7 separate regions of the Homo sapiens genome follow, and regions 1, 2, 3, 4, 6 and 7 are each linked to region 5. A link is a loop called in an ENCODE intact Hi-C map of the cell type or tissue named here. Cell type or tissue: PC-9. All regions are shown on one strand. Links, peaks and the distances in the headings refer to the core of each region. The heading gives the core; the rest is flanking DNA. Region 1 overlaps SLCO3A1 (solute carrier organic anion transporter family member 3A1). Region 2 has its middle 150 kb from the start of SLCO3A1. Region 3 overlaps SLCO3A1 (solute carrier organic anion transporter family member 3A1). Region 4 has its middle 73 kb from the start of CRAT37. Region 5 overlaps SLCO3A1 (solute carrier organic anion transporter family member 3A1). Region 6 overlaps SV2B (synaptic vesicle glycoprotein 2B). Region 7 overlaps SLCO3A1 (solute carrier organic anion transporter family member 3A1).

Region 1 (4,574 bases), core at 258-4,257, 75 kb before region 5:
TAAGTGAGAAAGTGACTTTCACAGTTTATCTGTTGGTGAGGTGGACATGGGCTTGGAGGGGAGAGGGTGGATGAGATGGTAGGCATTTCAGAAGGAAAAAACCAGGTCTATTCATTAACTAGGGCTGCTGTAACAAATTACCACAAACTGGGTGGCTTGAAACAAATTTTTTGTCTGACAGTCCTGCAGGCCAGAAGTCTGAAATCAGGGCATCAGCAGGGCCGTGCTCCCTCCTAGACCCTGCGTAGAACCCTTCCTTGCCTCTTCATGGCATGTGGGGGTGGCCAAGGGTCCTTGGATTCCTTGGCTCGCAGCTGCATCACTCCCATCTCTGCCTTTGCTGTCACATGGTGTTTCCCCCGCGTCTCTCTCTCTTCTTCTTCTAAGGACACCGGTCACATTGGATTAGGGCTCACCCTAATGACCTCATGTGACTAGCTTACATCTGCTAAGTCCTCGTTTCCAAATTAGGTCACATTCACAGGCACTAAGAGTTAGGACTTCAGTTTATCTTTTTGGGGAAAACAAATCAATTCATAACACCAGAGAAGAAAAGAGCAAAGGATCCTAAAACAGTCTGTGTGTACAAAGAAAACAAAGGCAAACTCTGTCTTCTTAAGTGTTTGGGTGAGGTAGGAGGATTGTTGGATATTCGTAAGAGAGTCGTTCATACCCAAAGATATCATTTCAATCTTCACAGAAATGCGGACAGTCCCTGTTTCCTTTCTGTAAGAAGGTAACCATGTTACTCTCTGGGGTGGTGGTGATTAGACTTGCAGGAATGAACCTAGTTGGATGATTCGTTAGCTTCAAACACATCATTTTCTCTTCCTGGGCCTAGCCGAATGCTGGGATTGGACTGATAGTCATGTCATTTGATTAAGGAGAATGCATGTAAAAAAAAATCCTAGACAGATATGTGGGTGAGGAATATGTGTTTGTGTATTTACTGTGTGTATGTACATAGGTACTCATCCATGTTCCCATCCCTCACACCCAGGATTCCTTAGCAGGAATCAGGGCTGGTAAAATCTGCAGCTGGCTCTGTCTCCTTCCTGAAGCCCTATCCGATTCAGTGAGACCAAAAGAGACTTTATCACTGTGCGCTGTGCCAGCCAGTCTCAGATTTGGCCAGGTATGTATTAAGTTAGCACCAGACATCTGCATTCTAATCTCATCCATCTCTGTGGTTTTTTTGGTGGGGGTAGGAGTGATATGGTTCCCAGAATTTCTCTGCACAGGCTCCTTTTTTTAAAAAAAAAAAAAAAAGAAAAAAAAAATGTCAGCTTGATCTCTGCCAAACTAATTAACTTCGACAACTTCCTTAAGTGCTGCGAGCAATATAGAGTTGAGTAAGGCATGTTCTTGGCCCTCATGGAGTTGATTTATCGTGGGGGGGGAGATGACATGTTTATAATTTTTTCATTAATGACTCATTCATTAGGACGTTTCAGGTCCTGGGCCAGGTGGCAGCCAAGCCCTCTGGAAGCCTCATGTCTGGTCTAGTTGTATTACAATAGACCAGACTAAAAATAGAAGCAAAGCATTGGGCCAGGGTGGGAGATGGGCCTGGGTAGACTGGTCGGAGATATAAAATAATTTTCTCAACCTTGGTTGGGGATAGATCCGAGGGTAGCAAGATGTCAAGTGGAACCGTTGGTGAGAGGCTGGCTGCGGAGAGTCATTGGAGGCAGCATGTGATTGGAAACCTGGGATGGAGAAGGGGAGGGCTGGAAACCCAGGGCCACAGCCGGGCTGGGGCATGTCAGGGCTGGCACTGTGGAGTGCCACTCCAGTTAGCAGCGCGGAGGCTGTCGGCATCTCTCTCGGCCAAGCTTGGATCCCTCTGCCCCTGCTCCCCTGCTTTGAAGTGGTGTGGTGAAATGTGGCTGGAAGTCAGTCTGCTAGCCTGTGGAGGGACCTTCATCCAGGGCATGCTCAGACTCAGCTAGAAGCAAGCACAGCTTCCTCGCATGCTGAGGCCAAGGGGCTGAAGGATGCAGAATGCTTCTTGTACTGGAATGCTGTGCTCACCAGTATGGGTGCCACATGGGAGGGGGGCAAATATAGGGTCCTGGGCCTGAGGACAAAATGACACCTCTGTATTAAACCTCTCTTTTGCATATGTACAAATTAGATTCTTGCAAGATGAGCTAACATTAGGAAAGGTCCTATTATATTTGACTTTTTTTTTTTTTTTAAATAAAACCACTTTTGCTTGGCCTCGGATGTATCAGTTCTGGATAACTTTAAAGCTGGTAACAGAACAAACTGTGTTCACACACAGGAAATGTCTCCAAACAAAAAGTGGGTGTGCAGTTTACAGTTTAAAAATTGGATGAAGGCCCTTCAAACTTCCCCTCCTGTTCTCCTTGGGAAGAGCTTGGCAGGCTGCTGAGAGAGGCCACTCCTCCCTGGAATAGGTAGTCACCGGGGCCTGGGAAGGAAGGTAGCCTGTGAGTGGAGCTGCCTGGTGACTGGGCGGAGGCCCCGGGTGTTCTGGGGGCTGGGAGGCCTGTGGAGGTTTCCTTTCAGCTTCAAGGACTGTGTGAAAGGTTGTGTGAGTCAGGTCAGGAAGCATTTCTGCGCTGTTGCTCCAAGCCTGTGGCCGGCCGATCCAAGCGCTGGCTGAGCTAGCTGGAAAGCTCTGTGAGCATCCTATGTCTGTGTCTTTATCTATTCATCGCCTGGCTCTAGTGCTAGCTTCAACTTCAAGTTCGTGCTTTTTTTTTAAATTTTTTTTTGAGGGGATGGAGTCTCGCTCTGTCGCCCAGGCTGGAGTGCATTGGTGGGATCTCGGCTCGCTGCAACCTCTGCCTCCTGGGTTCAAGTAGTTCTCCCGCCTCAGCCTCTCTAGTAGCTGGGATTACAGGAGTGCACTACCACGCCCAGCAGATTTTTGTATTTTTAGTAGAGTTGGGGTTTCGCCATGTTGGCCAGGCTAGTCTCGAACTCCTGACCTGAGGTGATCCACCTGGCTCGGCCTCACAAAGTGCTGGGATTACAGGCATGAACCACCACACCCAGCCGGCTTTTTTTTTTTTTTTTTTTTAATATAAAGACTTTACTGTTTTACTTATTACACAAGGAATATATGTGGTGTTGACAATTTGGAAAATACAAATAAACATAGATAACATAAAAAAAAATCCATAATTCAGAGAACCTGGAGATAAACTGTAAACATTTTGGCGTGAGTCCTTTAAGTCTCTCTCCGTCTACCTGCATTGATGCGTGACTTCCAGGCCCACACGGTGGTAAAGGATGTGGGCTTTGGGGTCTTTGAAGTCCATGTCTGGGGCTGGTTAGTCTTGTGTGGCTTTGGGCATTTAGCTTTCCCTCTCTAATTCTCAATTTCCTCATCTCTAAGATTGGGATGATATTTATACTTTCAATGATCTTGTGAATACCAAATGAGAGAATCCATCCAAAGTACTCAGCCCGTGCCTCTCTGCAGTATGTGCTACTGTCGTGATTTTTAAAAAGTAATAAAATTGGATCTCACTATAAATTCTGTTTAGGAACCTACTCTTTCCTCTAAATCATTCTCATGGCTTTTCTGTAACATCAGATGTTCTTCTCTGCTGTCATAGTTTCAAATGAAAAATGACCTTATTGTTTTTATAAAACAATACATATTCATCATGAAGAAAAGTTTATATAAAAATGTTTTTAAAAATTCAAAATCCCCCATTCAGAAATAATCATGACTGGTGGTGGGGTTTGAGAAGTGACCGTTAACCGCACCTTCCTCTCTGCCCTCACTCTAGCCCCTTCTAATTAAGAATCCACTGGGAGCCGGGCATGGTAGCTCGTGCCTGTAATCCCAGTACTTTGGAAGGCTGAAGTGGGAGGATCACTTGAGCTCAGGAGTTTGAGACCAGCCTGGGCAACATAGGGAGACCCTGTCTCTACAAAAAATTTAAAAATTAGCTGAGCATGGTGGCTTATGTCTGTAATCCCAGCACTTTGGGAGGCCGAGGTGGGTGGATCAGTTGATGTCAGGAGTTTGAGAACAGCCTGGCCAACATGGTGAAACCCTGTCTGTACTAAAAATAAAAAAATTAGCCAGGCATGGTGGCACATGCCTGTAATCCCAGCTACTCAGGAGGCTGAGGCAGGAAAATTGCTTGAACCCAGGAGGCAGAGGTTGCAATGAGCCAAGATGGCGCCACTGCACTCCAGTCTCTGTCTCAAAGGAAAAAAAAAAAAATTAAAAAATTAGCTGGGTGTGGTGCTGCATGCCACCACCCAGTCTCCCAGATATTTGGGAGACTGAGGTGGGAGGATCACTTGAGACCAGGAGATTGAGGCTGCAGTGAGCCGTAATAGTGCCACTGCACTCCAGCCTGAGTGACAGAGTGAGACACTATTTCAACAACAACAACAAAGAAAGGATCATTTGGGAAGTAGACACCCCAGCCAGCCACAGGGGTTTAAAACATCATCTTGGGGGTTGTGTGGAAAAAACTGCAGTTTGGATTGGAAAACTCTGTTTGTGTCCAGATTCAGGCTTCTTTTCACTACTTTGTTCTCAGAATAAAACTCTTCCAAGGCAGAACTGCAGGCTTTGT
Region 2 (4,574 bases), core at 435-4,434, 240 kb before region 5:
TCTACTCATCCTTCAAATTGCAGCTCATTCAATACCTCTTAGGAAGATCTTTAATTACCCCCAAACAGCTTGAGATACACCTTTCTCTATATTTCTATACATGTGCTACTTTGTGCTTCTTTATTATTAGCAGTTACCATATTGCATTATCATTCTTGCTTTATTGCATTGCTCTCTGTAGACTGTGATTATCTCCAGGGCAGCGACTCTTATTGTATAGAAGTTATATTATAGACCTTTATATCCAGAGTAAGTGGATTACCGTGTAGCAGATGCCCAGTAAATGTACAGATGATGAATGAAAACATGAATGAACAAATAAATAGGACCAACCCATGATCTGCCTTTCAACTATTTTAAATCACCTATTCTAATCATAGATGTATCAGGGTTTGATTTTTAAAAACAGAATCAAAATGAGTAATACAGAATGAGAGAATGAGAGATTTACTATTATGAGAATTAGACCTTAAAAAACTGTGAAAACTTATTAAGCAGTCTATGTAAAGCTATTTCTTCTATATTTGAGGTTAGAGCTGAAGTCAACAGTGGAATAAATCAGAAAGAAAAGATGGACACGAAACAGAGGAAGCAAGGACAAACTGGAACCCATGAGAATGAATCTGGACATACTTTTGTTTCCAACCTCAATGATGCAGGTCATACTGGTGCCTTTTACCAGGGAGTTGTATGTATACCTTGGCCAAGATTCAGAGAAGTTGACGAAGGAAATCCTGCACAAGCTGAAGGAGAGGTAGGCTTGGCAGCGGCACTATGCCAAGATCATGAGTGACGACAGTGCCTAATGATATGACTCTTAACTTCCAAAACTGGGACATATTTCTGTCTTGGCCAACCCCAACCAGGGCTCACTGAACAGGGAAGGGAATTCCAGAAAATGTAGTTCTAGCTTAGCCAGGTCGACACTGCACAAAGCCACCACAAGAAATATACTATCAGTAGCCCACCTGAAGTGAGACCTGAGACTCATTTTGAAATTTAAGTTTTCATCTGTTAGTGCCCATCCAAATGAGGAAGAAGAAAATGGAAAAAAGGATCCATAGAATGAAGTCACCAAGATGGGTGTAGTAGATTGTATTATTGGCTCCAATTTCTCATCCCTCTCTGCTTTCACAGCTTTAATGGCCTCATTGTGGGCAGGTTGTATTTTCGTGAGCCTTGACTTTGGGCTTGGCCATGACATTTACATCAGCCAATAACACAGTGAATGGTTTCGAGCCTAGTCCTTAAGAGGATGCACATGTTTCACCCACCTTCTGGCTCTTTTGCCATCTCTGGGAGAACATGCCCAGGATAGCCTGCTGGTCCTAGGAGAAGTATCAGAAGCACGTGGAGCAGAGCCACACCAGCCCTGTTGCAGATCCATGAGCAATGACAATTCATGGTTGTTTTAAGCTCTGTGCTTTGGAGTTGTTTGTTACACAACAATAATTAATATAACTCAAAGCAGACAGAGGAAGGGACTAGTTGGAGGCCTCGCTCTGAACAGCCAAAGCTTAGCATTTGCAGAAGTATCAGTAACAACAGTTCTGTGTCTAAGCCTTTGCAATTGGTTTTTGTGCGATGAGCCATGTGGAGTAGGAAGTGCAGTTCTTGGGGGAATGAAAGTATCTCTGTCGTGGGCCATCTCTAGACACTGGTGACTGCACAGCTGCTGCATAAGCAGCTTCTTCTGATGGCTCCCCATCACCTCCAGGATAAATGTCAAATGCCTCAAAGAACGTGTAAGATTCTTTTATGACCTGGCCTCCTCTTATCTTCAGAGACCTCTCTGTAGCCCCCCCTATTGTTAATCCTCTTTCACACCATAGAGTTCTCCTTGCCTGGAATGTTCTCGCTGTTCTACCTAGCAAGCTACTGCTTGTTCTTCAGAAGCTACCACAGATGTGCCATTTTATCTGCAGATTGCCCACTCTTTAACTACTTCAAGCCCCCTAACCCACCCTTGGGCAGAGTTATGGCTCCTCCAAGTACTGTCTTGGCTGTGTTGCTGCCTCCTCTATTAAATTATGACCTCTTGTAGGCAGGAACTATACCTCCTTCACTGCTACATCCTGTAGCATTTAACCAAGGAGCCTGGCCCTCCCCTGGAAAGGTAAGCAGTAGATCATAGCTATTGAGATTCAGCTGCTAAGATACTTTTCTAGAGGACAAAAGATTTTCTCTACTGAGGCAGATACTGTTATCAGAAAAGGTGACCTACTAGGGTTTTGTTGATAGTCACTGGATGCCAAGGCAGAGATATGGAGTTCTCACTTCTTTTTAGAAAGGAGGTCAGCTGAGAATAAGAGAAGATTCTGAAACTTAAAATATACCTAAAAATCTCAAACATATAAGATGACTAAATTCCTATCTAATGAAAAAATAGCTTAACAGCACCCTATGTTAAATGGGCCACTTAAATAGATGCTGACAAGAAATGTGCTTATCAAGGCTTTCACTTGGTTTCAGATCCTTCTCTTTCAAATATCTATTTTATTCTTTTTCCAGAATTCTGACTCATTTCCCAAACACTGCTCCTTAAGCTTTCAACCCTTAAAAAAGCTGAAGCAATGTTTTTTTCCTTCCTAAATTGACATTAGAGTAGTCAAAGCAACGTTTTGGCAAGAAAGCATTGGGGCCATCTCTTCTTTCAGTTTCGGATTTGGCAGAAGGAAGTGCTGTCTCTCCTTGAGCTTCAGGCTCTTGCCCTTATCTAGGCTTAATCATCTCCCACTTCAAGGGGCAGCCTTACACCATATCCAGAAGTGTCAATTCTCTGAGCTCTCTGAAAGTCACACATCCACTTGGTGTTTGAATAGGCACTACCAACAGAGGGCGCCAGACGGAGACTGTGCGGCTGCAAGAGAGATGAGTAACTTGCTCCTTTGTTTCCTTCCAGCTTGTGACAGTCTCCTTCACCTTGCTATCTTCCCCTCCGCAGCAGCGGTTTCTTCCTGTGGCAACAGCTGAAACTAGTTTTTTCACTATTTGCAAAAAGCAGCTGATTGCTCTCTTCCAGCCCCATAGAGCCCAGCTGCAACCAAGCAACAAGGCCCCTGAAGGATCTGAGTTTCAATTCACAGGATTCCTCCTCGGAGTTTCTACGTTTAAAAAAACTTAAGATCTTCCCTTTGTTCCTCCAACCCTGGAGGAGGTTGCCACTTCTGCTGTTCTGACACCTTGAAACCTTTGTCTTTTTTTTTTACCCTCACTTAACTAGATAACTATTTCATACCCAGATAATAATTCTTTTATTTTTATTCTTTAAGTTCTGGGGTACATGTGCAGAACGTGCAGGTTTGCTACATAGGTATACACATGCCATGGTGTTTTGCTGCACCCATCAACCCGTCACCTACATTAGGTATTTCTCCTAATGCTATTCCTCCCCTAGCTCCCCACCCCTTGACAGGCCCCGGTGTATGATATTCCCCTCCCTGTGTCCGTGTGTTATCATTGTTCAACTCCCACTTATAAGTGAGAACGTGCAGTGTTTGGTTTTCTGTTCCTGTGTTAGTTTGCTGAGAATGATGGTTTCCAGCTTTATCCATGTCCCTGCAAAGGACATGAACTCATCCTTTTTTAGGGCTGCATAGTATTCCATGGTGTATGTTCCAAATCGTGAGTGAACTCCCATTCACAATTGCTACAAAGAGAATAAAATACCTAGGAATACAATTTACAAGGGATCTGAAGGACCTCTTCGAGGGGAACTACAAACCAGTACCCAGGAAATAAGAGAGGACACAAACAAATGGAAAAACATTCCATGCTCATGGATAGGAAGAATCAATATCGTGAAAATGGCCATACTGCCCAAAGTAATTTACAGATTCAATGTTACCCCCTTCAAGCTACCATTGACTTTTTTCACAGAATTAGATATAATTCTTGATGTTAAATTCTCTCTGTTAAAATAACTGGTGTGCTTTTTGTCTCCTTATTATACGCTGACTGACACAGGTTGAAGTCTGAAAATATTTCAGCTGCCTGTTGTCTCCACTATAGGGCTTCATAGGGTACCAATGTCCTTGTTAGGATGCTCTGACTGGCAGGACCCCTGGGCTTTCCTGCAGAGCCCTGCATCACTCCTCTTGTAGTGTTTTCATACTCCTCACCCAGTGTCTTAGCTCAAACTGCTACAGAAATATATCATGGCCTGGATGATTTAAACAACAGAAATGTATTTCTCACACTTCTGGAGGCTGGTACTACAAGATTTGGTTTCTTGAGAGGTGAGAGCTCACTTCCTCAAGACTTCCTTACTGTATCCTCACATGGTAGAGAGAAAAAGAGCCAGCAAACTCTCTTTTATCTCTTCTTATAAGAACACTGATTCCATCATGGAGTTTCCACCCTTATGACCCCATCTAAACCTAATTATCTCCCAAAGGCCCCATTTCCAAACAGCATCGCACTGAGAGTTGGGGCTTCAACATAGGGGGTGGTGCATAATTCAGCCCATAGCACTCAGTCACCACTCAGCCCCGATTCTGCCTCTGGAAGTTCCATGCTCAAGTACCCAACACCTGCCCTTGTATCATAGTTCACAGCCTAGGCTTCTGCTCTGG
Region 3 (4,574 bases), core at 374-4,373, 130 kb after region 5:
TCTGCTTCCCGTGTGGTTTCTTCAGCCTGGGCTGCCTTGCCCTCACCTCAGCCCTCACGTAGGTCATGTAGCCTACATCCCCGAGGGAGAAGTGAGACTATTCTTACAGCATAGGAAAGTTGACTACGGGAATGACATTAAGAGACTGAACTGGAATCTTTTATCTTTGTCTACTCGTCTTCCTCCTAACACAAATGCACTAGACTTCTTACACATTCACAATCAGGAGAAGTACATGCATGATATAGTAAAGCCATTAACCTGGTGTCAAGTGTTATCAATTGGGTCATTAAATAAGACTCATTAAGCATCGTCTAACTGCAAGTAGATGGTGCTGCACCTTTTGGAACTGGATGTCTAGAGCCAGAAGCGTCAGTGCAGACTACTCTTTGTGGTTTCCCTTGTAGCTACTAGCCGGCTTGGAAGGAATCACACCTATGTTAGTCCTTTTGGGCTCCTGTAACAGAATACCATAAACTGGGCAGCATATAAACAACAGAAATGTATTTGTCATGGTTCTGCAGGCGGGGACGTCCAAGATCAAGACACTTGCAGATTCAGTGTCTCGTGAGGATCAGCTTCTTGATTCATAGACGGCCACCTTCTTACTGTGTCCTCTTCTGCGGGAAGGGGTGAGGCAGCTCCCTGGAGCCTCTTTTTTAAGGGCACTCACCCTATTCATGAGGGCTTCACCCTCATGACCTGATCACCTCGCAAGGACCCCACCTCTTGATACCATTACCCTGGGTATTAGGATTTCAACATGAATTTGGCAAGTAAGAGTGCACAAACGTTCAGACCATAGCAGTACTTGGCCAGGCTACCTCCTAATAATACTGCCAAGCGAAATCAGATGGTGCAGGCGTGATAGAGCGGCACGAAGCTATTTGTGTCTTTCATAATTAGCATGTTTTGAAGGAAAACTTAGCTGTGATAGAGTTAGAAATTAGACTTTTCTGCTCAGCAAATTAGCTCTCAGATTGCAAACCACGTGAGTCCATTCCCCCACCCCCACCTTACTCCCACTTTCAGAGATGAATCAGATGGTTTACTCTGTTCTACTTTCCTCTTCAGAAAAGGGAAGCAGAATCCAAACCTAATTAAGACAGCGTTTCAGCGCTATAACTAAATTCATTCATAGCCCAACCACACTGGGATGCATGAGCTTCCTCTGGCCACTTCATATTGCAAACCTGGTTCAAATAATTATCATTCATCATTTACTCTCAAGTTTAAGTTTCTAGAGAAATTTTTAAAAATTAACCCTGCTCTTCTCATGCTTGCTGGGGCCACAACGCTCCAGTCACTTTGATCAAGACAGCACAGAGGCCTCATACTAAAGCAAGCCTCTGAACATGCTCCTTATTAATTAACAGCTGCAGGCATTTGGAATGTTCTGTCCGAATGGTGTTAACAGCCTCATCCCTTTGGTGGCCAGAACTAGAAAGCAGAAAGATCCCAAGTGAAGCTCCTCTTTTGAGCTACCTGCTAGCTCCCACCACTCACGCAGGCTTTGGACTCACCTGCCCTGTCACTCACAGCTGTGTGACACTGGACATTCAGAACCTCTCTGTGCCTCATTCGCCCCACCTGTAACACGCTGGGTCACACAACTCCTTCACACGGTGATGATTCCTAGAGATTCATGAATATTTGGAGATTCCTACTCTGTGCTAGGCACTGTGCTGGGCGATAGGGAGACAAAGAGAAATAAGACCGAGGTTCTTCCCCTCAATAACTCCATGCTCCAAATCAGTGCTTCTCATTCAAGGGCTCCCCCCGCCCCCCCCCCGCCACCCCCCACTCCCCCCAGGGGACATTTGCCAATAGCTGGAGATAATTTTGGTTGTCATGATGGGAGATAGAGGGTGCTACCAGGATCTAACAGGCAGGTGCCTGGGATGCTGCTGAACATCCTACAATGCCCAGAACAGCCCCATGCCAGGAATTACTCACTTTGTCATGTCAGTAGTGCTGAGGTTGAGGAACCCTGATCTAACAGACCAATCCAGATAGATACGCAGATAATTTCAGTGCAGTGTGATAGGAGTTACGAGAATTAAATAAAATATTTTATGTACAGGGGCCAAGACTTGGTAGTTCTCACTGAAAGGTCATGCCCTTCATGCAGTGACCTGCTTCTGCAAGGACTTATGTTGGTAGCAAACAGCCAGAGAAAGAAGGCAGTCTTTGCATTCACTACGCAAGGGAGGTGTCACTCCAGGTGACCTAAACCTGGCTTGTGTGATCCAGTCCTGCCTCTTGCTTCCAGCTCTGTCAAAATCCCTGCCCGTCTACAGGTTACCAGGACCTTGGGGGCAGAGGGATCCCAGAATGAGAGCTGGACCTGCTGGGGGAGGAGGCAACCTTCAGCATTGAGTATTCCTTTGCACTTGCCCTTCCCTCTCATCTGAACACTCCCATCCCTCACTCGAGCTCTGCTGGGGAAAATGATGAATGAGTCACGAAGTGAATCACTGGGGAAAGCCCTCCCCGGGAGCTGTGGCTGAGAACCCACCCAGGCGACATAACTTCCTGGTTCCTTTCTTGCCTCTCCCCACAAAAGATTAAAAATAAAACGGGAAATAGTTAAGATGACTTGCTGCAGTAACTTTTATACTTTTATAATAAGAAAGTGAAAATGTTTAAAGAAGCCAAACTGGTAGGCTACCCGAATTAGGTCGAGCACGATGAAGACTCTATTCTGTTGCGTTGGCATCAGGCTCGTTCAGAACCGACTGCTTCAAGCAAGTCATTCTCCCAAAGAGGCGGAGGCAGGGTGGAAAGAAAACGTGAGCCTAAATTGAAATATCCAGGGCCTTAAGAAATCACTCACGCTCTCTGAGCATCTCGAAGTTTCCTGGCTTTCAAAATGGGTTTGATGGCACCTCGTACCATTGTTTGGAGGGTAAAGGAGTTCAGGCATGTGAAGGGACTTCGAAAGTTAAACAGCCTTGTACAATTATTGCTAAATGTTGGGGACAGGATAATAGCATTGTAGCTTTGTTTTCATCTTTCAAAAACATGTCTTGAAATAATTACGGAGGGTCGGGTGCGGTGGCTTACGCCTGTAATCGCAGCACTTTGGGAGGCCAAGGTGGGCAGATCACCTGAGGTTAGGAACTCGAGACCAGCCTGGCCCACATGGGGAAACCCCATCTCTACTAATAATACAAAAATTAGCCAGGTGGGATGACGCATGCCTGTAATCCCAGCTACTCAGGAGGCTGAGGCAGGAGAATTGCTTGAACCCCAGGAGGTGGAGGTTGCAGTGACCCAAGATCAGGCCACTACACTCCAGTCTGGGTGACAGAGCAACACTCTAGACTTTTTTTTTTTTTTTTTTTGAGACAGAGTTATGGAGGAAATGATATTCGGGATTTGCTTTAACATAAGGATGGAGGAGTGGGAGGGGGCAGAGATGGAACCCTGACTGTGAGTTGATGATGGTTGTGACTAGTGAGAGGTATCTGTGCCTTCATTCTTCTAGTCTATTCTCTCTACTTTTAAATTTGAATTTCCACCATTTAAAAACATCTGTTAGATATTTTAGGTATACTGAACTATATACTTAAAAATGGTTAAGATGGTAAATTTTATGTTATGGACATTTTATCACAATTAAATATATATATACACATCCCTCTTTTAAAGTCAGTAATTGAGATCAGCAATATATATGAGGCACAAGGAACACAGAAAAGCAATCATATGAGAGGGAAAAAGAGAAAGCCAGGATTAAAGGGGCATAGCTCTTTTGCCCCCTTTTCTGGGAATTTGTTAAGTACAACCACTGAAAGAAGCAGGACTCTCCCTGGCTGGAGGACTAGAGAGTGAGCAGGAACTTTGGCCAGGACGTTGGAAATACCCTCCTGGGGGCACGTGACCTGAGATGGTTGAGGAGCGGTTGGGTGCTGCATGCATGCGAGGCCGGTGCCTGCCAGGGAGCGTGAGGATGAAGACAGGTTGCCCAAGCCTGGAGAGGCCCACTGTCTGCAGGGCAAGCATTCAGAGAGCACACCAGCACACCATCCTCGCATTTGGCAGCGAGCAAGGCAAATGAAGACACAGGACAGTGTGGAGGGCTCTGCATGCTGGGCTGTAGTTTGGACTTGGAAACAGATGAAATGAAAGCTGTAGTCACTTCCCTTTTTGCCTTTTAAAAAATATATGTTCAGGGGAAAAAACACACGTCAGAAATGGAGTCATTTGAAGCTAAGTGTCACCCATCTCGGAATAATTGTCCGCCAGCACTAGATTTTACAAAGTGATTGGTGGCACAGAGCACTCTTCCTGATGGACAACACTGGCCCGGCAGTGTAGGAGGGAACGCAGGCCACTGGCAGAGCAGCAGAGTCTGGGGTGGGCCGTGGCCTCTCCTCTGGCCCCAGTTCTTCAGTCGTGACACCTGGGGATATGTCCTTTCATCTCTTGGGCTCTCTGCATCCCCACCTTGAAGGGAGGACTGGATGGAATCCAAAGACTGATCACAGGCGGCTGTGTCTGTGTTTGCAGTTGTTCCTGGCAGGCAGACCACACTGGATGTGTCTTAGTCGTAATCTGGGGGCCTGGGC
Region 4 (4,574 bases), core at 356-4,355, 410 kb before region 5:
AAAGTTTATGTCTTCTTAAATGTAAAATGAGTCCCAGGACACGGAGCACAATATTGGTACTGGCATCAGGGGCCCAGGCTTCCGCAGCTGGAAATCCTATTCATAAAAAGGAGAGGGAGAATGGTCAGCAGGCAGCTAGCAGTCTGTGCTATGTGTGGATCCAGTATTGTGTCTTCCTCTTCAGCCCTGATTGTCTGTTTTCATGCTATGTTGCCTCTTCCAGTAGAAAGAAAGAGAGAAGCTCTCAGATTGGCCATACCCAGTGAAACACTTTTGATCTACTAAATATATGTTCATTCCAACAGAAAGGCATGAAATTTATTAATATAAGCATTGTACTAAATGCATTACATGTTACCAATATTGATATTATATGTATTTATATGATCACATAACCAATATTTTTCACTCCTATTTGCAGTTTCAGGGTTAGTTCTTCCACGAGGTCCTTTTTAGCATTGATATTCTCTGAATCCAAGTAGCTATAAAATGCGTCAACAGCCCTTTTTCCTCCTGACTAGCAATCTGTGAACTTGGCCACTCTGCTTAGCAAGTCAACTTGAAAAAAAATCACAGCAACTTAAGAAGGTGGGCCTGATTCTCTAAGAAACCGCAGCCATCTGAGGATATAGGCCACTTTATGCAATGATACTATTCTGCTCTTCGTTTCTCATGAGGAGGGGCCCAAGAAGGATATTCCCAATTGGTAAGACTGATGTGTGCAGGAAGAAAAAACCAACCACTAAATCGGGGTTGGAAGTGAGAAGAAAGGAACTAAAATTTTATGTCTGCTTAATAAATGCCCACTATTTTTACCCTGTGAATTAGGTATTTGTTATCTCCGCCTTGAAGGTAAGGACATGAGGTTGCACAAGGTTGAGTAATGTTCCCATATCTTTACCACTAGCAAGCAGTCACTCCACTATTAGAACCTAGTTCTGTTTTCCTCCAAGTCCTGTGCAATTTCTTCCATGTAAAAAAAAAAAAAAAAAAAAAAAAAAGGCTGGCTAACTAAACACTTTATGAAAAATCCATACAATGTGGTCATGGGGTAAATCCAAAAAGCAAGCACTAGGAAAACCAGCATATAATATTTTACTTATAATATAGACCTATACTTGTGTGAAAAGTGCAGCCAAACGACTGGAGATAAGTAAGCCATTTTCTTAACAAGAGTTGCCTCTTGGCACTGGGCTTACCCAGTGGTTTCTCTGGAACTGGCTAGCAAGAGACTATTGTTAAATATTTAGAAATGTTGAGAGCTAGTTGTTAAGCTGTTGGTAGCTTCAAATTGAACACAACTGAAGTATTTACACCGTGGAAACTGGCAAAGGCTATATAACCCAGGCTCCCTCCCTACTGCCCCAAAAGCCAGCTTACAAGCATATTACTCACTTTTCAGGCTTTCCATGCTTTGGGTATTGTGTTTTGTATTTACCCCTTTCTACTATAGCATAAATTAGCTCATGACCAAGAAAATAATAAATCCAGCAATGAATTAAGAAAGAGCAAAATGAAACTAAACTAAACTTAAATGAAACTAAACTAAATTAGCTTCCAGAAAACCTGTAGATGATCTGAACTGGCTCTCCCCCATTCTTGCTGCTACGGTCTAAATGTTTGTGTCCTCCAGAAATTCATATGTTGAAATCCTAACTCCCAGTGTGATGGTATTAGAAGGTTGGGCTTTTGAGAGGTAATTAGGTTATGAGGGTGGAGCCTCATGAATGGGATTAGTGTCCATATTGTGTCTCTGGGCCACAGAAGCCGCAGAGAGCTGCCTTGCTCCTTCTACCATGGTAGGTCACAGCACGAAGGTGTCATCTGTTAACCAGGAAACAGATCTTCACCAGATGCTGAATGTGCTGGCATCTTGCTCTTGGACTTCCCAGCTACCAGAACTGTGAGAAATAATAGTTTTTGTTTATAAGCCACCCAGTGTATGGTATTTTGTCATAGCAGCCCAAATGGACTAAGCCACTTGCTATTTTCTTTGAACTCAGAGTTGGCTGTTGGGTCAAAGAAAGACATGAAGCTTCGTATGTGTTCTCAGGGTGCAGCACCCTGCTGGTCTCTGCCTTAGGGAATGTGTGTCATCAGCCTAAATAAAGGAGAACAGCTGTATGTGCAAGGATGTGGGTCACATGGCACATTTTCCCAGAGTTCTTTTTGGAAACTGAGCCATCCTTTGGTCACAGGTGGTCTTACAGTAACTTGGGTGGCTTACAATTTCTTTATTGCTTTGCTTCATTCTATAAATCTAACTCCAAGGAGGACAAATGCTAGATTTAATAGGATATGTAAGATATAATTAACCTCCTCAGCCTGCTCATAGAAGATGAACAGTGAAGTTGAATTTCTCTGCCTGAGCACTGCAGAGGCAGAAAAAGACCACCTCCCTGCAACCTGTACATATGTGGTTATACTTCGCAGGTGCACACCGCACATACCATTAGGCACATGAAATTAGAGACACACTCAACAAAGTGCTCTATTCACCTGCCACAGTCTTGACATCAATATCATTATGAGCACATAGCTTTGATGGGGGTGAGCCGAGACTGTAATAAGACACCTATTGCAACTGTGGAGTAATATGATAAGCAGACCAGATAAAACAGGCAGCTTTCAATCCAAAGTCCAGAAGGGCACACAGAGACTTTTTTTTAGTCTCTTGCCTGTCTGGTCTGCTGAGTCATGGTCCTAACTTCTGTTGTTGGAAAAGGGAGCTTTGTATCAAATTATCCTTCACCCAGGGAGGCAAAACAGCCCCGTTTGTCCTGGCAAATTTCCTCCTGTTTGAGTCACTGAAATTAAACATTGAAAAGACCTATTATTTCCTCTGTCCATCCTCGGGGGAGTGATATAAAACAGATTCTTATATTCATTGCCTCTGTTTCTTCCTCCATCTGATTCTAATTAAAATAGCTGAGAAAATATCTATGGCCTAATTCGGAACCAGCAGAGCATAAGAATGATGGCTGTGCCAAATCAAATCAAGCAATATTTATTGAATAGCTCCACTCTTTGTCGAAATTCTTCTTAGCAGTTCTACTTCCTCAGCTAACTCACTGTATCCAAAATAGCATAGCTTACTGATTTGGGTAAATAAATAAATAAATAAATAAATAAATAAATAAATAAATGTAATAACAGATGCTATTTGTTGATCATATGTTTTGTGCCTGCTATTAGGCTATGTGTGTTATATTCATTATCATTTAATTTCCTCTGCCTGAAGCGTAGCTATTATTCTCCCATACTATAAATGAGGAAACAGAGACTCTGAGGAGTTGAGTAGCATGGTAACTAACACCATGTCCCTTCGCGGGTCATTCGTAGTCAGAATTCACCAAAGGCACCCTTCTAATACCTTGCCATGATGTTTCTCCACACTAACTTCTTTATCAAGATGATTGGATCCACTCCTCCATCTTATTTTCAAAAATAAATTTGAAAATTTCATATGCAGTTTTGGTGAGAGAAATGGAAAGACAAAAATCCGTGGAGAAAGGAGCAATTTGTGAAATATTCAATCCAGCTCGCACTAAACATCACAAAAGAGAAATGCACACTCTTTTGTGCATTTGAGTCAACTTTGAGTTAGTACATCGGCCTTAGAGATTTAATGCACAGTAGCCCCTTGCACACTGAAAAGGCTGGGAGGAATTAGGTGTCAGCCTTCCAAGACTGCGGCGCTTACCTGAATCATACAATGCCAGAGCTCATATGTCTAGCCATTTTCACTGGAAACGAACATAACAATCTGTCCCTTTATATGTAATTGCCTCTATTATAGCATGATGTTTCAAGCAGAGCTCCACAGAGAGAAAGGGGAAATAAAACACTTTGTTTACACCCCTGGCAAACAAAAATGCTTTCCAAACATTAGCTTTGTTCTTCCCGTTAAACACATATTTTACAGCAAATTCTTCTTGTAAGTTGTTTTCTCCAACGTGCAGGTCAATAAATGCTCTCATTATGGAATTCATCAGAGGATGATTTGTTGAGACATTAATCCAATTCAGCAGAGTCTCCTGAACAATCTCCTAATGTTTACAGACTCTTACTTTTTTTAAATTTCATGATCAAAAGAGTGTAGCAAATGCTACATATTTATTATGCTCTTTCTTTCTGTGTGCCAAAGGTTAATCACACAGTAAGTCTGAAGGCTCCATTTCCCTGATTCCTTTCAACTTTGAGTTAGTACATTGGCCTTAGAGATTTAAATCAACATCTCTCAATTGGAATTACCCCCCAAATTCCATCTGAGCTTTTTTGATTGCACAGCCTTTTTGCTGAAATCAATGACAAACATGACCTCGAGATGAGCTGCAAAGAACTCTGTAGGAAAGATTGGTCAAGACACTTTTTAGAGCAAAACATCTTCAAATTTAAATTCTATGAATTAAGCACCTACTAGGGAAATATATCTACTGAGTACTTTCTCATGCTCCAAATATTTTCAAGATCTCTCACAGATATCATTTTCATTTCTATGTATGGTATATTACTACACCTTATTGTTCAGAAAAGAAAACTGATTGAAAGGTTATGTGATAGGCAGAGCTAGA
Region 5 (4,574 bases), core at 430-4,429:
GTCCTGATACCTGCCCTTTCTGATACACGTGCAATCCAATAGATGACAATGTTTGCCAAGCCTGAGTCTGTGCCAGCACCTTGCTGAGCACTTCACAGCCCGTGAGACTCCCCCAAGCAGCTTTTATGGAAGAGGGGATCCAGACTCAGGGACATTGGCTTAAAGAGGTTGTAGCCAGTCCCCAGGGGCCACTGACTCCAGACCCAGGTGCATATCACAGTGCCAAGGGGCCTTTCTGTGCTTACAGAAATGAATCAGTTGGCATAGTGAATTTCAAATCAGTGCTTAAACTGATGGCCCTTTTTGTGGTTCAGGAAATTTGTGACAGGGTGATCCAAGAGCACCACTCATCTGGCACCCTCTGTCACTCAAAAAACCCCTGACACACACTCACATGCTCATGTGAGTCGACTGTTTCCTCCTGGCTGTGTTTGTACCAGTGTGCCTGTGAGTATTGATCAGGGTTCAGGGGCATCCTCCACAACCCAGAGAATGAATGCCCTGTGTAAATCCCCCTTTCTATGGGGAGATGTGAGTGAGTGAGTGGTGAATGAGCGAATATTCTGCTTCCTGATTGCTGCCTCTCTGAGCAAGGTGTCTGCCCCCTCCTAACCACCCCAGCATTTCTGGAAACCCTTGAGAACATTCCACTTGGGAGCTGCTAAATGTTAATGAGGGATCAGGTCAAGAGGGGCCCCCTTGACCTTTGCCCTTGGGCTTTGCCACCCTGCCGTTTTAGGAGGGTGATTTATTGAAGTGAAGGTAGAGGGAGTGGGTGGAAAGGAAATCACCCTTTAAAATTTATGACCATTTTCTCTGACATTAACGTGCAAGCCTCTGGCCGTGCAATTAGAGGTTGTTAGGCAGCTACAATGGGAAATTAATTCTGTAGGCTCCCTTGCCTGGTTGTGGGCAGCACTGCTCCAGGGCAGGTGGAAAGTAGGCTTGTTTCACTGGCCTGGCCGGAAGGTTGTAGTGTTCTCCTGAGAAGGGAATGTGAGCTGGTTTAGGTGTGTTGGGGCAGGGCGGGGCTCGGCTGGGGGGTGGGAGAGAGACACTGAATCAGTGCATGAGTGACCAGCTAGGACTGAGCCCAAAGACCTGAGATTCCCTGGGAGGCTGTGGGGTCTGCCACCCAGCAGATCTGTGTCACGGGAGTGGCGCTGTCACTCGTTGAGGTGGTGGCCTGGTTCCTTTGGCCTTAGGGAAGGACAAACTTCAACTCTGAGCCTTGATTGAGTGACCTTGGCCAAGTTACCTAGCTTTTCTGAGCCTCACTTTCTTGGCAATTAGATGAACCAGAGGTTTATTTCACTCAGTAAGTAATCTTTTCTCTTCCTTCGTCTTGGAGGTTTTGAAGCTTCTAATCTCCCATGGGTTTTGTACTTTTTCTTACTCGGGATGTTTGTTTCTCTTTGTCTTTAAAAAAATTATTTTTCCTCCTTTTTAATTTTTATGTTTAAAATATCTTCTATTCATTAACCTTCATGGAGCTTGTCTGTGTGCAACTTCATCTGAGAGCGCTCAGGCTTCCCTCTCTCCTCTGCCCAATGCAGTGCTTTGCATACTGTAGGAGCTGCATAAATGCCACTGGCTTATGGGCATCTGCAGTTCTGAGAGTGAGGGCTGGGGGCTGGTCTTAGGAGGGCAGCTCTCAGGCTACAAATGGGGGCTTGCACCAGCGTACTGGCTGAGGACTGCCTGCCTTTGAGCTAGGTCTTACCCATCCACGACAAAAATGAGAGAACAGTACAAGGTGGAGAGTTTGTCATAAGCTTAATTTATTCAATTTAGAGTCTTGTTCTTTATTCTAGACAATGCCACCACCTACTGTTTTGCTGTTTAAATGTACCTAATTTTAGGAAATCATAATTTTGGATCACGGCAGCTTTTCTTATTAAAATTTTACTTGTAGAAATAAAAAGGTGGCACCTCTGTCATTTACCCCTCAATATTTTATATTTGACTCTTCTGTGAAATCCAAAAATGTAGCAACTGCTGAACCCCACAATGTCTGATCTATAGCAGGCATTTCAGAGCCTCCAGGACTTGATTAGATATTGTTACACAGTGGTGATATGAGAACACACACCTGTCCATCGTTGAGATTTTGTTTTATGTATATTCCTATAGCTGTGCAGGTAAAACATGCCATTTAGCAGTGCTACTATGGCACAACTGCAGGGGGCACCATGTAGAGACCGTAGTTGGATGTGGCCTGGAGTTGTGTGTCAGTGGCCATCCCTCTTAGATTGACGATGCCCAGGCTCACTGGTTTTCAAACTTTGTTTTGCAACAGAACTCTGCTGGAAATGTATGTTTGTTTGTTTGTTTGTTTGTTTCGAGACCGAGTCTTGCTCTGTCGACCAGGCTGGATTGCAGTGGCCCAATCTCAGCTCACTGCAACCTCCACCTCCTGGGTGAAGGTAATTCCCAAGAAGCTGGAATTACAGGCGTGCACCACCACGCCCGGCTAATTTTTGAAAAGAGATGGGGTTTCTCCATGTTGGCCAGCCTGGTCTCAAATTCCTGACCTAAAGTGATCAGGTCACTGATCACTCCTCCCAAGGAGCTGGAATTACAGGCATGAGCCACCACACCCAGCCCTTTGCTGGAAATCTTAAGGGGAGTTCCCCTATTGATCAGACAGAGCAGAACTGCTCTGCCCGAGTGGGCGTGGGGCCCAGGGCCCAGCCGTTTGACCTCGTTCTGCCTCCCTTTCTCTCCTAAAAGCATCTCCCTTGACCTTCTGTCCTTGTAATTAATTCAGGTCTCCACAGAGCACACTGAAAACCTCAGGTCTAGTCTCATTTCCATTTTATAGAAATTGATGGTAAAAGACACATAGCATAAAACGTAGCATCTTACCCATTTGTAAGTGTGCAGCCTAGTAGTGTTAAGGACACTCCCAGTGTTGTGCAATCTCCAGAATGTTTCGTGTTGCAAAACCGAAACTGCACTCATTAAACAACTCCCCATTCCCCCTCCCCTCAGCCCTTGGCAACCACCAGTGTGCTTCCTTCTGTCTCTGTGAGTCTTGCTATCCTAGTTACCTCCTGGAAGTGGAACCCTACAGTATCTGTCCTTTTGTGACTGGTTTACTTCACTTAGTATCATGTCCTCAAGGTTCATCCAAGTTGTAGCCTGTGTCAGAATTTCCTTCCTTTTTAAGGCAGAATCATATTTCATTGTAGGTGTAAACCATATTTTGTTTATCCATTCATCTGCTATGGACACTAGGATTGCTTGCACCTATGGCTGCTGTGAATTAATGCTGCTATGAACCATAGGTGTGCAAAATGTCTTTTGAGTTCCTGCTTTTAATTCTCTTGCTTACACCCAGAAATGGAAATGCTGGATTATATGGTAATTCCATGTTTAATTTTTCGAGGAACCGCCATACTGTTTTTCATACCCAGTGCATAATTTTCATGTCTCATTGTTGATAAAATAGAGGTGACTAGGAGGCTCCAGGAAGAAGCCAGAGCCCCAGAGGACACAGAATGGCCTGGGAATGTATTCCCTCCATCTGTGCTAGGTCATGATTTGGGCATCGCTGGCTTCCTCTCCCCAGAGGCCAGCTCTTGCTGGATTCCAATGACCTGGTTCCCTCTTTGTGCCTCTTCAGGGCTACCCTCTGGTGACTGCCTCCCATGTTGCTTGTCTTGGGTGCCTTAGCATCCCTCGGTGGGTCCCTTGGCTCTGCCTTCACTTCTGTCAATAGACCTCCATTAGCTGCTCTTCATTGGAAACTTTTGAGCGTGCCATTTGCTACCTGCACATCTTGTCTGATATAATTACTAGCAGGATGACCTTGGGCACATTGCACAACCTCACTGTACCTCAGTTTCCTTCATCTATAAACTGCCTCCCTAGGGTTGCTGATGTATGTTGATCTATTACAAAGGACTGAAAACAGCCACTGGCACATAGGAAGCCCTCACGTAAGTGTTCACCATTATTTGTATGATTACCATATCCCTGTGCAAGGTCCCTCCTAAGATGTAAGCTGCCTTAGGTCTCCAGGGCTCCCCCTTTGGAATGTGAGCCCCTTACAGATTCAGTACCTGATTTCTGGGCTTCGAGGCAAGACAGACATGGCCAAGGGGAGAAAAGCAGTATTGGAAGGATGCTCCCAGACCTATCCACCAAAGTGAGACAAAGCATTGGGTGAACCCTCTTCTCAGTACCAGCTTCACAGAATAGTAAGCAGCTGCAGCGTGGGGCTCAGAGTGGCTTTGGCTTCTGTGCTTACTTAGCAAGTGATCCGTCACAAGTCCTGCCAGCTCCCTTTGGAACTCTGTCACCCCGCTCAGCCATGGACAAGCAGACAGCCACGGATATTATGACAATGCAAGTCCTGGAGGGTTTGCATCTCTGATATGGAGGAGTCAGAGTAATCCTTCCCACTCTCCCCCGAGATGCTTTTCAAAGAGGAGCCTGCTTTGAGTTCTGAACATCTGAGTCTTTCACGAAGGAATGTGGAGAAATCGAGGGGGCTTTTCTTCCCTGCAGAACTGATGATGGCCATCCAGAGGGGGAAAGGCACGAGCAGGCTCCCTCTCTCTCTCTTT
Region 6 (4,574 bases), core at 218-4,217, 640 kb before region 5:
GAAAAGGAGGGTGCAGGTGATAGGCAAAGGGACCCATTAGCCAGTTTACAATGACTGGCAACTGACCAGATAGAGCTTACCGTATGTCCATGTAGAGTTGCTCATATTAGTCTGTAAATAATTCTATGCATAGTGAATGCAGCTTCTGAATTATTAAACTGATGCTATAAATGTGAACTGACAAAACCCACTTTTGGTCTCTCTTCATATTTTTCGTGGTTTCATTTATCTCTCCCTTCAGATGTTTTTCCATCTGACTGTCACTGGATAGTGGAATTGCTCTGATTACCGATGCCTTTTTTGTTCTTTGGTATATTAAAATAGTAGTAACAGTTGATCTGGTGATTGGTGAATACAGTTTAATCTTTAATACCTTGTGATCCAGATATTTAACAAACACACATGAAATTTACTGAATGACAAGAACTGTGATAAAGACTTTTAAAGCCTATCCCCTTTAACCTTCATAATAACCTAATGAGTAAGTGTTATTTTCTTCCCTTTAGAAGTGGGGAAACTGGAACACAGGAAAGTCACTTGTCAAAGGCCAAATAGCTACAGACTGAGTATTCCTTATCCCAAATGTTTGGGACCAGAAGTGTTCTGGATTTCCGGTTTTAAAAGATTTTGGGATATTGGCATTATACCTACCAGCTGAGCATCCCAAGTCTGCACATTTGATATCTAAAATACTCCAGTGAGCTTTTCCTTGGAGTACACGTTGGCGCTCAAAAAGTTTTCAATTTGGGAGCATTTCGGATTTTTGACTTTTGGATTTGGATTTGGAATGCTCAACCTGTTTTCAGAGTCAGAGCCAAGTTCTGAATGCTCATCACCTGGCATATAGTATGGTATAATCACCCCACCAAACCTCTTCCAAAAGAAGCCAGGGTCATCTGCTGCAGATGTTTCTGGGCCACTAGGCCAATATTAACCAAATTATTATAGACACCATCTTAATGTAGAGGATCCCACAAGACTGTGACCTAATAAAACCCTCATTTTCCCTATGCATTGTGACTAACACAGTATTTGATACGTAGTAGGTCTCAATAGATGATGAATAGACCGATGAATGAGCACATGAGTTGAATGGTGAGGAGCAAGTGAAGTGTCATATGTAAAAGAGTTAATTCTCAGATTGATTCAAATGCGGACTTAACACTGCAGCTGTAACTCTGGGTCCGGGTCTTGGTGGCTCCTGCTTTGCTGAGCTTTAAAACTTTAGTAACCTGATGATGGAGAGATCTGGGGGGTGCAGAGGAGGGACCTGGTTCTGGAGTGGTGATGCTGGTTGTCAGAGGGCTGAGGGTGGTGGCCTTTTGCTAACTGGTATGGAAGCATTTCGGTATTTTAACAAGTATGAAAGTAGCTATGTGAATTTGCCAAATAGAAATCTTGGAGGCCAGGTGCAGTGGTTCACACCTGTAATCCCAGCATTTTGGGAAGCCAAGGCAGGTGGATCACTTGAGGTCAGGAGTTCGAGACCAGTCTGGCCAACATCGTGAAACCCCATCTCTTCTAAAAATACAAAACTTAGCTGGGTGTGGTGGCACATGCCTGTGATCCCAGCTACTTGGGAGGCTAGGGCAGGAGCATCTCTTGAACCTGGGAGGTGGAGGTTGCAGTGAGCTGAGATGGTATGTGAGTCTTGGTTGGACACAAGAAAATGCACTCCAGCCTGGGTGACACAGTGAGACTCTGTCTCAAAAAAAAAAAAAAAAAGAAAGAAACTTTAGAAGCCACAAGAGGTCAGCTCCAGTGCAATATCCTCACCTGATGATGTTTTCCAAGCTCCTACCAAGGCTGCTGAGACACATCAGTAATTGAAAAACTTTGTGGAGTTCGGTTTCGTTTCAACCAGGTATACTTTTTTGCTTTATTCCCATATCAACACTAGAGGGCAGTAGCTACCTTGACGATGTAAACCAGGCTTCTCCAAGGTTGGTGAGCCCTCTCTCCCGCCTTTGCCAAGGGGAATGAACGGCTTTTGCGAAGCATGAGTATTGCCCCTCTGTTGTTTACGATGGGTCTGAATGTGGAGATGATTCCAGAAGGCATTTGCTGGAGGGCCTGGGATATCCTTTAACCGTTGATAATATGCTCTTATCTGAAAGATGGAAACTTTCCCATCAACTTTAGAGGAATTGTGGATTCAGCAATCATTTATTAAACATGGGGATGGGGACACCCTTCACCATCTTAGCAGACGACTGGCTTTTAACCCATGCTTATTTAATTAGGACTTCACCATTTACTGTTGCTAGTTAATTTTATATAGGCAAAAACCTCTTGGTGTCCCCTGGGAATCTGTAAGGACAATGTGCTAGGAATGAGAATTCAGAAGGGAGTGTTGGTTTGTGTATTCACAAGGTGTCTACTCAAAGATTGAACTCTTCCATACGTGGGGTGAAAGTTCCTGGCATTAACTATATTAAATAGTCACTGTCCTAGCTGAGCTCAGGGGAGCAGATGTTTTCAGCACAGGATACATGCAAAGGCAGTAAAATGTACTAGGAGAAGTTCGGTTTGGAAGCCCTGAAGTTCTTGACTCCATCCTTCACTTCTGAGATCTAGGGAAAGGCTGTGAGAGCCTGTGCTGGTTGCTTAACCTCATTTTCCTTATCTTTAAAACAGAAGCGGCAGACACAATGGCTGTAGGGTCTCTCCAAGTTTTGATTTCTACAGTAAGAACAATATCACTTGGGAATGCATATAAAGCAAGACACAGAAATAGAGTTTCCTGTATGTGAGTCTTGGTTGGTCACAAGAAAGGGAGTGCGTGCCCTGTGAGCTCTGTTTCGTTTGGAGATACTTGACAGGGTGCACCGTGCTTTGATTACTCCTCGCCAGTGCTTTCCACAGAGGGAGCGAGAGGCAGGTGATCTGCCAGTGTAATATGAAAGGCAATCTAGGCTCAAGGCTAGCTTAAAGGGAAAAGGAAAAGGAGGTATCCACAGGGAAAATGGGGTTAGTTTTATATTCAAATCTCACCTGAGATGCCAACAAAGTAATGACAGAAAACTGCATGTAGCTACATCAGTGGAGGCTAAAAGAAGATAATCAGAGATACTAGGAAGCAACCTACTGCAGGAGGAGAGAGAGGGGGGAGGGAGGGAGAGAGAGAAAGGGGAGAGAGACAGAGAAAGAGATGAAGAGAGAGAGGGAAGGAAGGACAGAGAGAAAAAAAGAGGGAGAGAGAGAAAAAGACAGAGAAAGAGATGAAGAGAGAGAGGGAAGGAAGGACAGAGAGAAAAAAAGAGGGAGAGAGAGAGAAAAAGAGAAAGTAGAGAGAGAGGGAGAGAAAGAGGAAGGGAGAAAGAGAGATGGAGAGAGAGAGAAAAAGTGAGAGAAAGAAGGAGAGAGGGAGGGAGAAGAAGGGAGAGGGAGAGAAAAAGAGAGGGAGAGAGAGAAAAGAGAAAGGGAGAAAGAGAGGGAAGGAGAGAGAGAAAAAGAGGGAGGAGGAAGGACGGGGGAGAGGCGGAGAGGAGAGAAGGAGAGAGGGAGAGAGAGAGGGGGGGATAGGGGGAGACGGGGACACTGGGAGAGGGGAGAGGAAAAGAGATAGGGAGATTGACTCATGGTTGGAAGGTCCTGGGTTTAAATCCTGGCTCCACATGGGTAAGCGTGGGCAGGTGAGGGAGCTCCCTGAGCCTCTTTTTTTCTCACCTGTTGTTCATAAACGTGAGTTGCCTCTCCTGTCCTTCTTTTTCCTTGAATCTACAGTTCTAAGGAAAAAAAAGTGTTTCATGTTTCATGCATTCAATAAAACTTTTTCCCCTGGAGCTGAATAAGTAGAAAAGGCACCAGAAAGCGTAGCGAAAGAACGAGGATACTCTAAGTCTGGCTTGAAGGGACTGGACCATTTCCAGAGTGTTCCACAGCCAAACATGAGCACACAGAGAAAGCAGACCAGAAAAGACAGACAAATGACGGACCTGGAAATTATCTTCATGTGAGTCCTGGTGTGTTTCCTGAAATGGACCTTCCTGGCATTTGTTTGCATGACAGAATTCTTTTTCGCTGGAGTGGAAGAGACACCAAATAGCAATGGTGATGATGTGGAAGGATCACCTTCACGTGACCTTGTGGGGGGTAGTTATATCAATGTGGTGAACCAGGGCAGGTAGAAGAACATGGAAAAAACACATGCAAATGTTTGTCACTCCTTGTGAACTTTCAGAAATAACCAGGTGAAACTCCTAATGGAATTAGAAATCCTTTATGAATAGCCAGGGAAAAACACTAGGAAGCACAGGTGATTCCTGTAAGTGAGACCTAGTTTCTAGGAGACCACACGCTACGTAAAGAATGAAGGCAATTGGAATTTCTTCCATGGAATAGAGATGTAGGGAGACTGAGTGAAGTTTAGCAGAAATGATGCCTCTTTCAAAATTTTGTTTTTCAGGTCTCATTGAGTCTGAGTTAATACGTGAGACACCAATAGGCTGGTTTAGAATTACATGTCTTCATGATTTCATCTTTATGTATTTACTTTTTGGGGTTGCCTCATATTAAAGAACTTCAACTTCATCATTTTGTTAAAGAAACTTCAGCAAGCAAAAACATAGACT
Region 7 (4,574 bases), core at 233-4,232, 52 kb before region 5:
TTCCTACAAAGTGGCTTAGTGATAGCACTTATCTTGTAGGAGATTAGCAGGATTAACCTGTAAAAGTGCTTAACATACTACCTGCTATGTAATAAATGTTTAATTAAAATTACTTGTATTAATGTTAGCAGTAGCTGGCTGGGTACAGTGGCTCATACCTGTAATCTTAGTGCTTTGGAAGACAGAGATGGAAAGATCATTTGAGGCCAGTAGTTAGATACCAGCTTGGGCAACATAGTGAGACCCCATCTCTACAAAAAAACAAAACAAAACAAAACAAAAAAAACAACACCAATTAGCTGGGCAATGTGGCACACACCTGTAGCTCTAGCTGCTCAGGAGGCTGGGGTGGGCGGATCGCTTGAGCCCAGGAGCATAAGGTTTCGGGGAGCTGTGATCATGCTATTGCAGTCCAGCCTGGGTAACAAGAGTGAGACTGTCTCTAAAAAAAAAAAAGAAAAGAAAAACCAAAAAAAAAAAACCTACAATTATTACTAGCTAACATATAGCTAACATTTGTGTACTTGTTATTACAGAATAAATATATTCCAGCTAAGTGGACGTGGATGGTTTTCTGCATAAACTCTTATTGTTCCTTGACTGATGTCATAACACTGGAGATGCATGCTCCTTAGATGAATGTAAGTTCTAAAATTGTTGCCAGGAAAGGACTGTGGGTGGTCCTGCTGGACCTGGAGTGCATTTGCAACACTTTATGGGCTTCATAGCACCTGTAGGCCTCTGCTATCTCCCCTAAGGCTGTTACTCATCACTCAGCACTTATCCTAGCCCTTCAATTTCCCTGGGTCTCTGGTCCAGAGCTCACACTGCCTCTTCTTACATCCCAGGGGTATCTTGACCTTTGGTAGTGGGCAGTAAGATGTGTACATTAGTCTGAGGCTCTGTGCCTTATAAAACACTGTGCTTGCTTGTTCTATGAATTGACTGATCTGGAAGCTCTGTAAGGTAGGCTCATTGCAAATGCAATTGCTGTTCGCTTAGTGTCATATATAGCATAATTATTGCACCTAGAATATGCTTGTATTGTCTGCATAACTGTAGGGTGGATCTGGTCTTGCTCTCTTATAAGAAAAGAGACAGGCCTTGTTCTCTACATGTTCCTTTAGGCAGTTTGCCCAGGCAAATCAACCAGGCCATTAAGGTGAAAGTATGATAGCTGAATTTTGCTCTTTTTCCATAGGTTGTTTGAATGATTTCATTTTGCATCATTCATAACTGTTGTCATTCTGTGATGTCTAGTTCATAAATACCATTCGCCCTGAGCGATTTTCTGTTACATTTAAGACTAACCTACTTTAAGGGAAAGATAGTCTTTCCTAGTCTAGTCCGCGTATCCTAGACTGAGTTATGCAGTCTGGGAAGCTTGCAGCATTAATTTCTTGCTAGAAACAAAATTTGTTTACATGTCCAATATTCTGCATATAGTTGTGTATTTTACTCATTTATGACTATAAATATAGAGGCATATCAGCATGTATATTGTGTAAATATGTACACATTTAACATGTGGAATATAGTAGGACTGAGTTTGTGTTTTGCCTTGTGGGCACTCTCAGTAGTTATTTCCCCTCAATATTTTATTATTGAAAAAATTAAGCATAAAACTTGAATTATATAGTTAATACACGTATACCCACTGTCATGATTCTGCAATTAACATTTTGCTATATTTGCTGTATAATTGTTCATCTCTCCATCACCATACTCATCCATTTTCATCTTCTTGCTGTGGTGGTGGTTGTATTTTTAAGTAAGTTGCCTGGTCCCTAATCATGACTATGTGCTCAGCTTGCAGGAAACATATATTATATCCTGGGTCTTCCTGAGCCTTTCCTGAACCTCTCTCTTACAGAGACCTTGATACCTACTCATGACTGCCAGAGCCCTCCCAGTGGCCTCACCCAGAGCTCTATCCCCTATGCCTGGCATTGACAATTCTGATTCTTACTGTGCATTTCAAAGCAAGGATGTTCGAGATGTTGTATCTATCATTTTACTTCCTCCCATGAAGAGACTTAACTGGAATTCTGAGAAAATGCTTTCTGATCCCCATCCCTTAGCACAAGCCAAATAAAGGCTCTTTGTCTTTTAAGGCTCTGATAAATACCAACTCTTAAAGGCAGGTTGATTTAGCCTCTGGTTATTTTCCCCAGAGTTTTCTGGTCTGGGCAGCCTCCCTCACCTTCCAGCCAGCCAATCCAGGTTGACCCTGGAGGAGAAGGAGCTCTCTGCTGGTGTGACTCACTGATGCCTCACTACTGCCCTGGCCAGACTGCGAGGCTCAGAAGAAAGGTAGACATTGCTGGGTGGGGACTGCCCATTCATTTTTAAGTAAAGGCTTTCTCCCTTATGATAATATCACAATAATTGCCACGTAATGTGTGCATTCTGTCAGAAAATAATGGTGAGAAAGTTAAAACTTGGCCCTTCATGCAATTACAGAGAGAAACCGAGTCAAATACTATTTTATTTAACTCATTAATGAGGGAACCAGTGAGTTGGTAAAGCCAGCTCAAAGAAGCTTTTGAGGAACTTGGTATTTATTGGCATTTTGGAAAAAAAAAAAAAAAGAGTGATAGAACAGAACCATTTTTAGGTAAGTGTGGGGGAAATTGTGATGGACCATTCAAATCAGCCACAGGTACCGTAGCTTCAGGAATATTGCCAGCAGAAAGAGCCCAGCTGTCAGCTCCATTTAGGACTACCTTGGCTGAAGACAGCCACCTTGTCTGAAGTCAGGCTTTCTTCCAGGGCAGCCTGCACCCAATGTCTGATCCATGAGCAGATAAAAAGACCAATTCTCTTACCACTGCTTGAATCTCTTGAAGGTCACTTATCCTGTATTCAGAACCTCCCATAGGGTCAGCTAAGCCTTCTGTTGCAACTGCATCCCATCCCCAATTCTCACTCTACCCAGACCTGCTTCTTTTCCTCCCTCTTACGTAGGGGTTCTAGGTTAGCCCCTAGAGTACCCTTGCATAAACTTGAGGCTCACTAGTGTTAATTCCAGGGTCAGCTTCATGGGAAATTCAATCTCTACATATACAAAATTAGTGAATGTCTTACAGGGTAATGTTTCTTTGACTTTGGGGTTTATCTTTTCTACTGTACAGCAATCTGTAAGTTAACACGCAGCTTCACAGTGTTCGTGCCCTTAATATATAGTAAATAGGAAAATCAAACCCAGGTATATTCCTCTGCATCAGGGTTTGGGAAACTTACCACGTAAAGAGCTGTATAGTAAATATTTCAGGCTTTGCAGGCCATACTGTCTCTGTTGCTCTCTCACAACTCAACTCTGCTATAGCCGTGATGGCTACACAAATGGGCATGGCTGTGTTCCAGAGACACTCTACTTAACACAGACAGGTGGTGAATGGGATTTGGCCTTGGGCCATAGTATGTGGACCCCTGTCCTAGATAAATAAGTAATCCTGGGTTGGTCTGTTAAACAATGTTCCAGTATGACATTGAAAGGACAGGCTGCCCCCTCCCCCCAGCTTTGCCCTTTTGACACTTGTAGAATATGATGTGTAATCTCCCCAACAGCCTACAAAGTGCTGATATTACCACTTTGCAAATGAGGAAACAGGCTCAGGAAAGGTCTGTCTTTACTACTTAAGAAGATGATGGTTCTTGAATTGAACCTGGTAGATCTAACCCTGAGGCCCACTCTGTCCCCACTCGTATCGTCCTACCTTCCTCATTCATGGGATGCATTGGAGCAGTGTTTTTCATTACTATTTGGAGAAAAGCGCTAACAAACAGAGCTGGCTGCAGATTCATAGAAGAAAGAGGTACGTGAAGAGTCCCTGCCCAGGCCATGTACCCTGGAATTTTCCCAGAATGGGCAGATTTACCTGTGAACAAGGTAACTGGAATGGAGGTAGGACTTATCCTCTGGCTCCAGAGGAATTTCCCAGCCTGGATAGTATTTTCCTGACCTGCATTTGTGACATGAGTAGGAGGTAAGAACAGCTTATTGTCCATAAAGGCATCCTGGCATGGAGTGGAGCTCTTATCTCAGCTGTGCCACACACTGACTGTGCCAAGCAAGCTCCTTGGTCAGCCTGAGACTCGGTTATCACAGCTAAGAAATGTGGAGGATCTTCCGTCTTACTCAGCTCTCTTTATAAATGTCCTTTAACACGGGGCCTAGATTCCAGTTCTGATTCCATATCTCACCAGCTGCGTGACTACTCCCCAGTAAGTTTCTGAAATCTCTCTGTGCTGAAATTTCCTTGTACGTAAAATGGGGATAATAATAGTATTCCTTTAACATAGCTAATGTCACAATAAAATGAATTAATATCTGTTAAGCTGTTAGAACAATAATCTGGTGCATAGCAGGTGCTATGACAATGTTTTGTTACTGTTATTTTTAGCACTTAGTATGATACTTGGCTAGTAATAGGTGCTGAATAAGGATTCTTCAATGCATAAATGAGCCACATAACAAATAAGCCTTAGAATAATTTCTAGAACTCAAATAGAGCTTTCTGCATTATGGGAAGATGCCTTATCTCTGCTCTTCTGCAAGGTAGGCACTAACT

The links. Peaks named below come from ENCODE experiments on the same cell type or tissue, not always from the same donor. Only the 100,000 strongest peaks of a DNase experiment are listed, where the experiment ranks them.
Region 1: it touches region 5 in a loop (5-fold over the local background); 60 of 110 quality-filtered maps call a loop at or near these places.
Region 2: it touches region 5 in a loop (8-fold over the local background); 20 of 110 quality-filtered maps call a loop at or near these places.
Region 3: a loop joins it to region 5, with 5 times the contacts of the local background. A loop is called at or near these places in 45 of 110 quality-filtered maps.
Region 4: it touches region 5 in a loop (11-fold over the local background); 7 of 110 quality-filtered maps call a loop at or near these places.
Region 6: it touches region 5 in a loop (13-fold over the local background); 23 of 110 quality-filtered maps call a loop at or near these places.
Region 7: it touches region 5 in a loop (5-fold over the local background); 6 of 110 quality-filtered maps call a loop at or near these places.

The regions. Positions count from the first base shown.
Region 1 is chr15:91,865,323-91,869,896 of GRCh38, forward strand. The region is part of intron 1 of SLCO3A1 (solute carrier organic anion transporter family member 3A1); the gene reads left to right. Among named protein-coding and RNA genes, the nearest start is that of SLCO3A1, 14 kb to the left of the region's middle. RefSeq lists an enhancer at 2,397-2,691. In PC-9, for the core only: no CTCF peak of the experiment used is centred there; DNase peaks (open chromatin) are centred at 819, 1,349 and 2,499; H3K4me3 peaks cover 430 bases; H3K27ac peaks cover 3,849 bases.
Region 2 is chr15:91,703,785-91,708,358 of GRCh38, forward strand. No RefSeq gene overlaps it. Among named protein-coding and RNA genes, the nearest start is that of SLCO3A1, 150 kb to the right of the region's middle. In PC-9, for the core only: CTCF peaks have their summits at 2,828 (motif pointing right) and 3,027; a DNase peak (open chromatin) is centred at 2,767.
Region 3 is chr15:92,067,315-92,071,888 of GRCh38, forward strand. The region is part of intron 2 of SLCO3A1 (solute carrier organic anion transporter family member 3A1); the gene reads left to right. Among named protein-coding and RNA genes, the nearest start is that of SLCO3A1, 220 kb to the left of the region's middle. In PC-9, for the core only: no CTCF peak of the experiment used is centred there; a DNase peak (open chromatin) is centred at 2,477; H3K4me3 peaks cover 935 bases; H3K27ac peaks cover 2,768 bases.
Region 4 is chr15:91,534,306-91,538,879 of GRCh38, forward strand. No RefSeq gene overlaps it. Among named protein-coding and RNA genes, the nearest start is that of CRAT37, 73 kb to the left of the region's middle. In PC-9, for the core only: no CTCF peak of the experiment used is centred there; a DNase peak (open chromatin) is centred at 2,626; H3K4me3 peaks cover 334 bases; H3K27ac peaks cover 3,265 bases.
Region 5 is chr15:91,940,259-91,944,832 of GRCh38, forward strand. All of the region lies in intron 2 of SLCO3A1 (solute carrier organic anion transporter family member 3A1), which reads left to right. Among named protein-coding and RNA genes, the nearest start is that of SLCO3A1, 89 kb to the left of the region's middle. In PC-9, for the core only: CTCF peaks have their summits at 2,175 (motif pointing right) and 2,374 (motif pointing left); DNase peaks (open chromatin) are centred at 643, 973, 2,573 and 2,963; H3K4me3 peaks cover 3,237 bases; H3K27ac peaks cover 4,000 bases.
Region 6 is chr15:91,301,120-91,305,693 of GRCh38, forward strand. It overlaps SV2B (synaptic vesicle glycoprotein 2B), which reads left to right. Exons shown (of 13, transcript NM_001323032.3): 13 at 1-1,446. Among named protein-coding and RNA genes, the nearest start is that of CRAT37, 160 kb to the right of the region's middle. In PC-9, for the core only: CTCF peaks have their summits at 1,926 (motif pointing right) and 2,127; a DNase peak (open chromatin) is centred at 1,892.
Region 7 is chr15:91,888,565-91,893,138 of GRCh38, forward strand. The region is part of intron 1 of SLCO3A1 (solute carrier organic anion transporter family member 3A1); the gene reads left to right. Among named protein-coding and RNA genes, the nearest start is that of SLCO3A1, 37 kb to the left of the region's middle. In PC-9, for the core only: no CTCF peak of the experiment used is centred there; a DNase peak (open chromatin) is centred at 2,217; H3K27ac peaks cover 2,495 bases.